Linked DNA regions of Homo sapiens: region 2 is linked to region 1. The links are chromatin loops, found by intact Hi-C in ENCODE. Cell type or tissue: Calu3. All regions are shown on one strand. Region 1 has its middle 62 kb from the start of PNKY. Region 2 has its middle 5.1 kb from the start of MIR548AI.

Evidence for each region. A loop is a pair of places that touch in the nucleus more often than their neighbours do. Peaks named below come from ENCODE experiments on the same cell type or tissue, not always from the same donor. Only the 100,000 strongest peaks of a DNase experiment are listed, where the experiment ranks them.
Region 2: a loop joins it to region 1, with 10 times the contacts of the local background. A loop is called at or near these places in 11 of 110 quality-filtered maps.

What each region holds. Positions count from the first base shown.
Region 1 is chr6:98,767,776-98,771,775 of GRCh38, reverse strand. No RefSeq gene overlaps it. Among named protein-coding and RNA genes, the nearest start is that of PNKY, 62 kb to the left of the region's middle. In Calu3, no CTCF peak of the experiment used is centred here; a DNase peak (open chromatin) is centred at 2,045.
Region 2 is chr6:99,117,470-99,121,469 of GRCh38, reverse strand. No RefSeq gene overlaps it. Among named protein-coding and RNA genes, the nearest start is that of MIR548AI, 5.1 kb to the left of the region's middle. In Calu3, CTCF peaks have their summits at 1,531 and 1,778; a DNase peak (open chromatin) is centred at 1,869.

The DNA.
Region 1 (4,000 bases):
TGTGTTCGTAGCTGAAGGCTTTGATGAGCTGTTTGGTGAAGGCTGTTTTTAGGTGATGATTTTAAAGTGCTTTGGTGGGCATAATATGGACCAGTTTAGATGTTTAATTGGGGCCCCTGGACAGCTGTCGCAATCCTGCCTGGAACTAGGGAGGAAGAAAAAGTAACTAATGAAATTCACGTCAAAAAGTAAACTATCTCGTTTGCTGGAGATCATTACTTATATGAATGACAAAATGAATATTTTATGTTGACAGCTAAATTGGTTATTTTTTTAAAATAAAGGGTTTGGTTCAGTTATAGAAGTGTAAATTTCATCAAAATCTCGTTCAGGAGCTTGTTAGCTTGTTAACAGTTCTCACCCCAAATGCATGCAACTCTCATATGTTACAGAAATACCAAGCTATTGATGAATCATAAGTGGCCAATTAACCCAGATATATTTGGGTTTTAAATAATCTCTCATGTAATTCATTTACTTTTTTTCCCCTAATCTGAATTAGCATGACTAATAAGGATGTCTCCAAAGTTCTTTGATTGTTAAATCAGGTTTTCCATGTGGTGGGGTGGTGGTAGCATGTGGAGTATGTCTCCCAGGAGGCTTCAGAAGGGGTGGAAAGGTGAGCTGGTTCAGTGGGTCACTTTGCAAATTGTCAACACAAACTGGCTTGGTCTCTCTCAAGAGACCAGAACTATGTTTCTACATATGGATGCTAGTTCCTGTTTATAATAGGGGGTTTTTCTTTCTTTCCTTTTTTTTTTTTTTTTCTGAGACAGAGTCTTGCTCTGTCACTTAGGCTGGAGTGCAGTGGTGCGGTCACAGCTCCATGCAGCCTCAACCTCCTGGGCTCAAGTGATCCTTCTCGCTCAGCCTCTTGAGTAGCTGGGACTTCAGGCATGTGCCAACACACCCAGCTAGTTTTCTTTCTTTCTTTTTTCTTCTTTTTTTGTAGAGATGAGGTCTCTTTATGTTGCCCAGCCTGGTCTTGAGATCCTGCCTCAGCCTCCCAAAGTGCTGGGATTATAGACGTGAACCACTGCACCCAACTGGGGAGGTGGGTGTTTCTTTTAACCGTTGTTGATGTATTTTCAAAGTTTACTTGGATTGAGGATCTAACGTAAAAGGCAGATAAAAGAATTGTCTAGGATCCTAAAGTAATGCTCAGCCTGAGCAGGGTGAATCAGAAACTTTGGGCCAACGGGGAAAGGACACCTTCACTATGCCTAAGAACAAATATTTGAAGTATTATAATAGCCACTGATTTTATTATCTATGGTTCAGTTACATGGAGGGGTATCAAGTGCTTCAACGGGACATTGAAATTGAAAATGTGAAGTTACACAGCATATCCATGTCCTTCTGAATATTACAATAGGTTAAATGACACCACCCAACAGAAAATATGTAGAAGACTTAGATGTCACAATAATCAATTCTTGGGCGGTTTGGAAGGCCTATGTGCTCGTGGCCCCTTGGCATTTATCTTGGCTGAAAGGAATCATTGAAGGGGGAATAAGCAGATGCCCTGAAAGAGACACTTAGAGCCACATATGTGCTGAAGGGGAGCAATGTCTAGTTTACAAAAGAAAAGGCTAGGGTGGACAGAGTCACTGCAATTGTTTATCCAGGAGATTTATACCAGGGTAAGGGCAGGGCTGGATCCCAAAGCATACAGAGTCTGAGCCTGAGTTTGAGTCCCAGCAGAGCAACTGGGCAGTTACTTAACATCTCTGTGCCTTAGTTTTCTTGTCTCTAAAATGGGAATCATACCTGTACCTACCTCATTAGATTATTATGAAGAATAAATGAGCTATTATTAGTAAAATGCTTTCAGTAGTGTCTGCACATAGTAAATACTATCCCAGTTTGGGGTGGCATGACATACTTAACAGTTGGACCAAGATTGCTGCTTAGGACAGAAATGGAAAAGATGGATCAAATTGATTTTTCTATCATACTGCCCAGCAATGCAAGCAAACATGTCTTTCTTCAGAGCACATATATGTGTATTCAGCTCCTTGTCCCTGGAGCTCCCCCAGGTGGGGGTTGTGGAGATACAGGTCCTTAAGAGCTGGTGCAGGTTTCCTGAAGAAGCCACCTTTTGGAATCTAAGAGCATGAAAGGCCCTTGGGTTTACATCTGACAAGTGTGAATATCAGGTAACCAAGTAACTAGTACAGTCTGGGAATGAGAACATTAATTCAGGTCAGACAGGTAAAGCGGAGTTAAGCCAGGCTCTACCTCTGAAATGAAAATCTATGCTATTTATAACAGTAACTGAGAGAAAGACAAAGGAGTCAGACAGATGAAGACTAAAACTCTATCTTTATTCCTGATGGAATAAAGATGTTGGATAACACAGTTGAGGGGGTGAAGGCAATGAAGGACTTTCAAAAGCCAGTCCCAGGGTGGGACAGAGTTACCTATCCCAGGAACCACAGGAGAACTGCAGTCAGGATGAGGTGAAGCTGAAAGGAGTGTTCTCTAGGGGAAGGTAGACTGCCAAGAGAGGGGAACCCAGTGACCAAGAGACCCATGCCTGCATCTTTCTCCTAAGTTGGTGGTTCTCAATGTATAGTCCCAGGTTCCATGAGTCAAAACTATTTTTATGATAATAGTAAGACTTTTTTTTCACATTTTCACTGTTTCTCTCGAAAGTTATGATGGAATTTTCCAGAAACTCCATTGCATGTCATATTGCAAAAAGTTGGAATCCAGAAGTTGATACTTAAATTCATCTTCTTTCTCTTAAGTCAGGCATTAAAGAGATTTGCAAAAGTGTAAATCAATGCCATTTTTTCTTACCACAGTTTTGTTGGGAAAATATAGTTATTCTTTCACAAAGTGTTATGTATGTTAACATATAGTTAATTTATTATTGTTATCTTAAATGTAGTTCTCAGTTTTAATTTTTTTGTTTGTTTGTTTGTTTGAGATGGAGTATCGCTCTCTCTCCCAGACTGGAGTGCAGTGGCGTGATCTCGTCTCACTGCAACCTCTGCCTCCTGGGTTCAAGCAATTCTCCTGCCTCAGCCTCCCAAGTAGCTGGGATTACAGGTGCCTGCTGCCACGCCTGGCTAATTTTTGTATTTTTAGTAGAGACGGGGTTTCACCGTGTTCCCCAGGCTGGTCTCGAACTCCTGAGCTCAGGCAATTCACCTGCCTCGGCCTCCCAAAGTGCTAGGATTACAGGCATGAGCCACCGCGCCTGGCCAGTTTTAATTTTTAACACAGCAAACATCAATATATGTTAACCCTCACAACTTAAAGCTTTTAGTAGTCATTAATGAATTTTGAGAGTGCAGGAATTCTGAGAGTGAGAGTGAAAACTTTGAAGATCACTTCTTAAGTAACTAATCAGATGTTTTGCATCCTTCCCTTGTGTGGAATAAATGAGGGGAGAAGAGAAACCAGAAGGTGTTAGTTTAGAGTATTTTCCATCACAGGAGAAGTGATACCCACCCCAATCCCACCCCATGAATAACCCTATTGACAATGGGGTAGCAGATACTTAAGATGGTTGCTCCAATGTTTGTGAATAATGATGCCAGTGGAAAGTAGGGTAAAAACTCTTTCAATTTCAAATGTAGTGACAAGTTCTTTGCCCTTTTTGTGGATAGGGGAATAAGTAGCAGCTATGAATCTTTTGTTTTTGTTTTTGTTTTTTGCTTATCCTCAAATTTATTGGTTTTTATCTTTTGCTTTCTAGGAATAGCTTTTGGTCTATTTTGCCAATGCTTTGCTTTGCTTTCTTTCTTCTTTTTTTAAATTATACTTTAAGTTCAAGGGCACATGTGCACAACATGCAGGTTTGTTACATATGTACACATGTGCCATGTTGTTGTGCTGTAGCAGCTAAGAATCTTAAACTGGATTTCGAGACAGGGAATTGTATTACAGGATAGAAGACTTGTGTAGATTAAAGGGAAGTGTAAGAAGGACCATACATGGCTGGGCACAGTGGCTCATGCCTGTAATCCCAGCACTTTGGGAGGCTCAG
Region 2 (4,000 bases), 350 kb before region 1:
TTTGTATTTTTAGTAGAGACACAGATTCACCATGTTGGTCAGGCTGGTCTCGACCTCCTGACCTCATGATCCACCCGCCTCGGCCTCCCAAAGTGCTGGGATTACAGGTGTGAGCCACTGCACCTGGCCCAGTATCTCTTATGTGACTTTGTCAGACCTACAGGATCACTGAAGCAGTCAAGATAGACACATGTGTGCATGTGCCCACCCATGTGCATATGATCTTGAGGTTAGAGAATGATGTTCACCCATGAAGTTCCAAATAAAAGAAGAGCAGACAGGGTCAAGGACGAGTTAAAGATGGTTATCTTTTGTGAAGTTCCTGAATTTACTGAAGTTTGTTAGTGTTATAGCCTGACCGTTCGCCTATGGAGTCTTCTCTTTTGTTCTTTAAAGAGGTGATGACTATACAGTTAGCATTGGTTTTCTCATCTGCCTTATGGCAAAATAATCTGTTCTACCTTCCCCCTTTCCACCCCCTTCCTCTGTGAGTACAGGGCCCTGAGATGTGGTAAATCGCCGCTGTCCCAGAACAATCCACTGCTCTGTGTACCCTGTGGAGATCAGTTTTGGTCATAGCTGGCGGGTGCCCATTAGCAGATGGACAGTTTTACAAGTGGCAGCATTACTTCATTTCTAGCCTGTTCAGTTCAGACCCTGCAGCAGATTTAATGACTGGATGTGTGATTGCTTTAGCAATGTGTCATTTTCTCTGAAACTGAATTTGTTTTAAATGGTGTTGTAAGGTTTCAGTAGTTGTGGTGTAGGATGTTGTCAATGCATAATTGTCATGAAGCCAAGGGAAATGAATAAAATGGGTAATCCATCCAATTCTTATTAATTAGTGATAGGTTTTTAACAATATCCAGGCCACTGCTCTTTGTCTCAGTGCAACCTGTCTTCAGTGCTGTCTCACTTACAACTTCAAGGCCAGGGGGCAAGTTCCATTTAAACGAAGCTGCATAGCATGTAGCACATTTATGCTGTTTACATAGTAGTTGGTTATTTTGATGAAGGCCTAGCTATAATTTCTCTGTGGTAAGGATGTAATAAGATAATATTTAAAAACTTTAAGCAAGTTTATATTTAATTATATATCTTACTCTGTCTTGAAAGTGGGAAAAACAGATACAGAAAGTACCATAACTTTAAAAAAAAGATAGTTCAATAAGATTTCAAACAGTTAAATATATGAAATTCAGAAATAAATGCATACTTCTGAATTGCACTGGATTTAGTGTATATTGTGACTCTAGGTCAGAGTCACAGAATTAATTTGGACTTTGGGAAATACCTTTATAGGAGAGGAAATTTGTCCTTTTGTTATGACTTAATAGCAAAGAAGCTGTATTGATGTTGCAAATATGAGTTGAGGTCAAATAGTTACAATAACTGCATCCATAGCATGGTTTGGTGACTGTGAAGGATGTTATGTCAGGTGGTTAGTCAACTGATGTCCATGTGTTGAACTGATTTTTTGCTTCTGTGTGTGAGTGAGTTGCACGAATGTAAACTCCTCTACGGTTTATTCAGCTTAGATTTTTCATGAAGCCTATGCTGTTCCTTATAACAGCCCTGTAATGAGTGGTAAGCCTACTATAAAAAGGTACAGAATGCAGTCAAAGTTTACCCTTGATGGGTCACCTCTGCAGTGTTGTGCTGCATAAAGATCTAGAAGAAACAGAAGGGTATGACCAAGGCAGTGGCTTATAATGTTATTCAGATTGCTCATGGTGATAATCTACCAAACTGAGAGTAAAACAAAACACCCATCCCTGTAGGAAATAGGATATTGTTCCTTTTAGAAAAGGTACCTAATTTTTTTCTTCCTTCTCTGTCCAGCAGGGGGTAGTCTGACACCAGCATTGTTTACAAAAGGCATTGAAAAAGAGCTCTCAATCTGTAGTCACTTAGATGTCTTCCACTGGAGGAAGAGCCATCCAAACCAGGACAGATCTTGCTAGCTTGATGAATCAGACCTGCCACTCAAACATAGCATTAGATGATATTAGCACAAAGGCAACGACTCAGCTATTTTAAACTGTGTCTTAACTGCAGATAAAAGAAATGAAAGATAGCATTTAGTTTCTTGCACAAGCATCTCATGTTTGGCAGATTCACATATGCTTCTACTTCCCAGGTGTGTGTAGCTGCACTACTTTATTTCACCTCTTGAGAGTCTGCCCTTTAAGGTTGTGATGTTGGCCCCAGAGCCACCACTGCTAAATCAAATCGTTGCGCTGATGGTGGATGTCAGCATAAAAATGGGAAGGTCTTCATCCTGCTCCCTTCCTGGCAGCCTGAACTCCTGATTTGACCGCTTCTCTAGTTAAAGACGAGATAGATCCTAACGTGCAAAACTGTTCTTAGGTGTTAGAAAATTGAAAAAGTACAGCATCTGCTGATTCCTACACAACAAAGTGGTATATATATATACATATATATATATATATATACATATATATATACATATATACATATATATATACATATACACACACACACACACACACACACACACATTTGAGTGTCTAGAATTGTATTATATGGAAGCCACTAGCCACACATGACTTTAAAATTTAAATTCACTAAAATTACATAAAATTGAATGCTCAGTTCCTCAGTTGCTCTAGACACATCTCAATGCTGAATAGCCACATGTGGTGGGTGGCTACTGTATAGGACTATGCAGGAGTGAAATGTTTCCCTCCCCTCAGAAAGTTCTGTTGGACAGAACTGGACTAGGGGCAGTGTGTGGATACTTATTCGTGGTCTTTAAACTAAACCTTCCCCCCAAAAAAATCCTCATGCTACTGTCTTAATTCGTCACCTCACCTGAGTGGGAAGAGGGATGCCTGCTTTTGCAGGGTCATCCAGTCCAACTCTCCCTGTAAACTACTGGCAGTGTTAGCATGGTGATAAATGTCTGTGTCTACAGGTAACCACAGTCCCCAAATGCCGCCTTCTTTGTGACTTCTTTGGTCAGATTGACCAAACACAGTCTGCAGGGAACATTAGTTTTTAAAAAAAGATAATTGGAAAGAAGGGAAAATAGGTTATTTAGCCTGGTACAATTTATTCACAGGTGGCATTTCTTCCACCTGAAGTGTTAGAAAAGATAACTGATCTTGGGTAAGAAAACATGCCAAACTTGGTTTACATTTTTGCAGTTATGGAAAGCTCCTCTCCATACTCATTTTTTAACTTCTCTCCCAGTTCCTTCATTCAAAATGTGAGGGTTTAAAACACTTGGATGGTGTTTAAAGGAGAATACTTATTTAAAACACTGCAAAACTGTTTACTAGCCTGAGTGCAAAGAAGTGAGACAGGTACAGTTAGTGCAATTATTGATGGCACTCCCTTTGTCTCTTAAAAATGTCATAGTATGGGTGATAAATTATATGGTTCATATAAATTACATGTTTTGTACTAAATCCTAAATGTATACAAATTGACTAAATTTAAGGATGCCCTCCTTGTTTATATTTTAGTTTGAATTTTCCTCTGAACTGCCATAAAGCTTACTTTCAACATCTCCAGTTCTCTGTTATCCCCTCTCTGCTCTGATCAAAAATTTATCACCCAGGAAGTCTCCTATCTCCTTTTAGTCCCCATTCCTATTCCTGTCTCTTCCTGGGACATCATCTTAAAATTCTGAAGGACGATACCATTATTACATTTGGATTTACACGCTTCTGAAAGAACATCAGTCTTGTCACCACGAGACTGTTCTTTTGTTGTGATGCTGATTTATTTTACAACATTGGCTGATTCTGGCCTTTTGTGCCTCAGTTGTTCCGTTTATTAAGTGGGAATATCTATACTTTAAAACTGCCTCATAGGAATGTGATAGAGCGAAATGTGTTTTTTTTTTTAGTGCTTTGAAGTTTCTAGATGAAAGACGTTGCCATAATTCAAAGCATTAGCTAAAACAGATACCAAATTGTTTTACATATGTATATCATTTAATGTCTTTAGATGAATTGCATACTATCCTTAA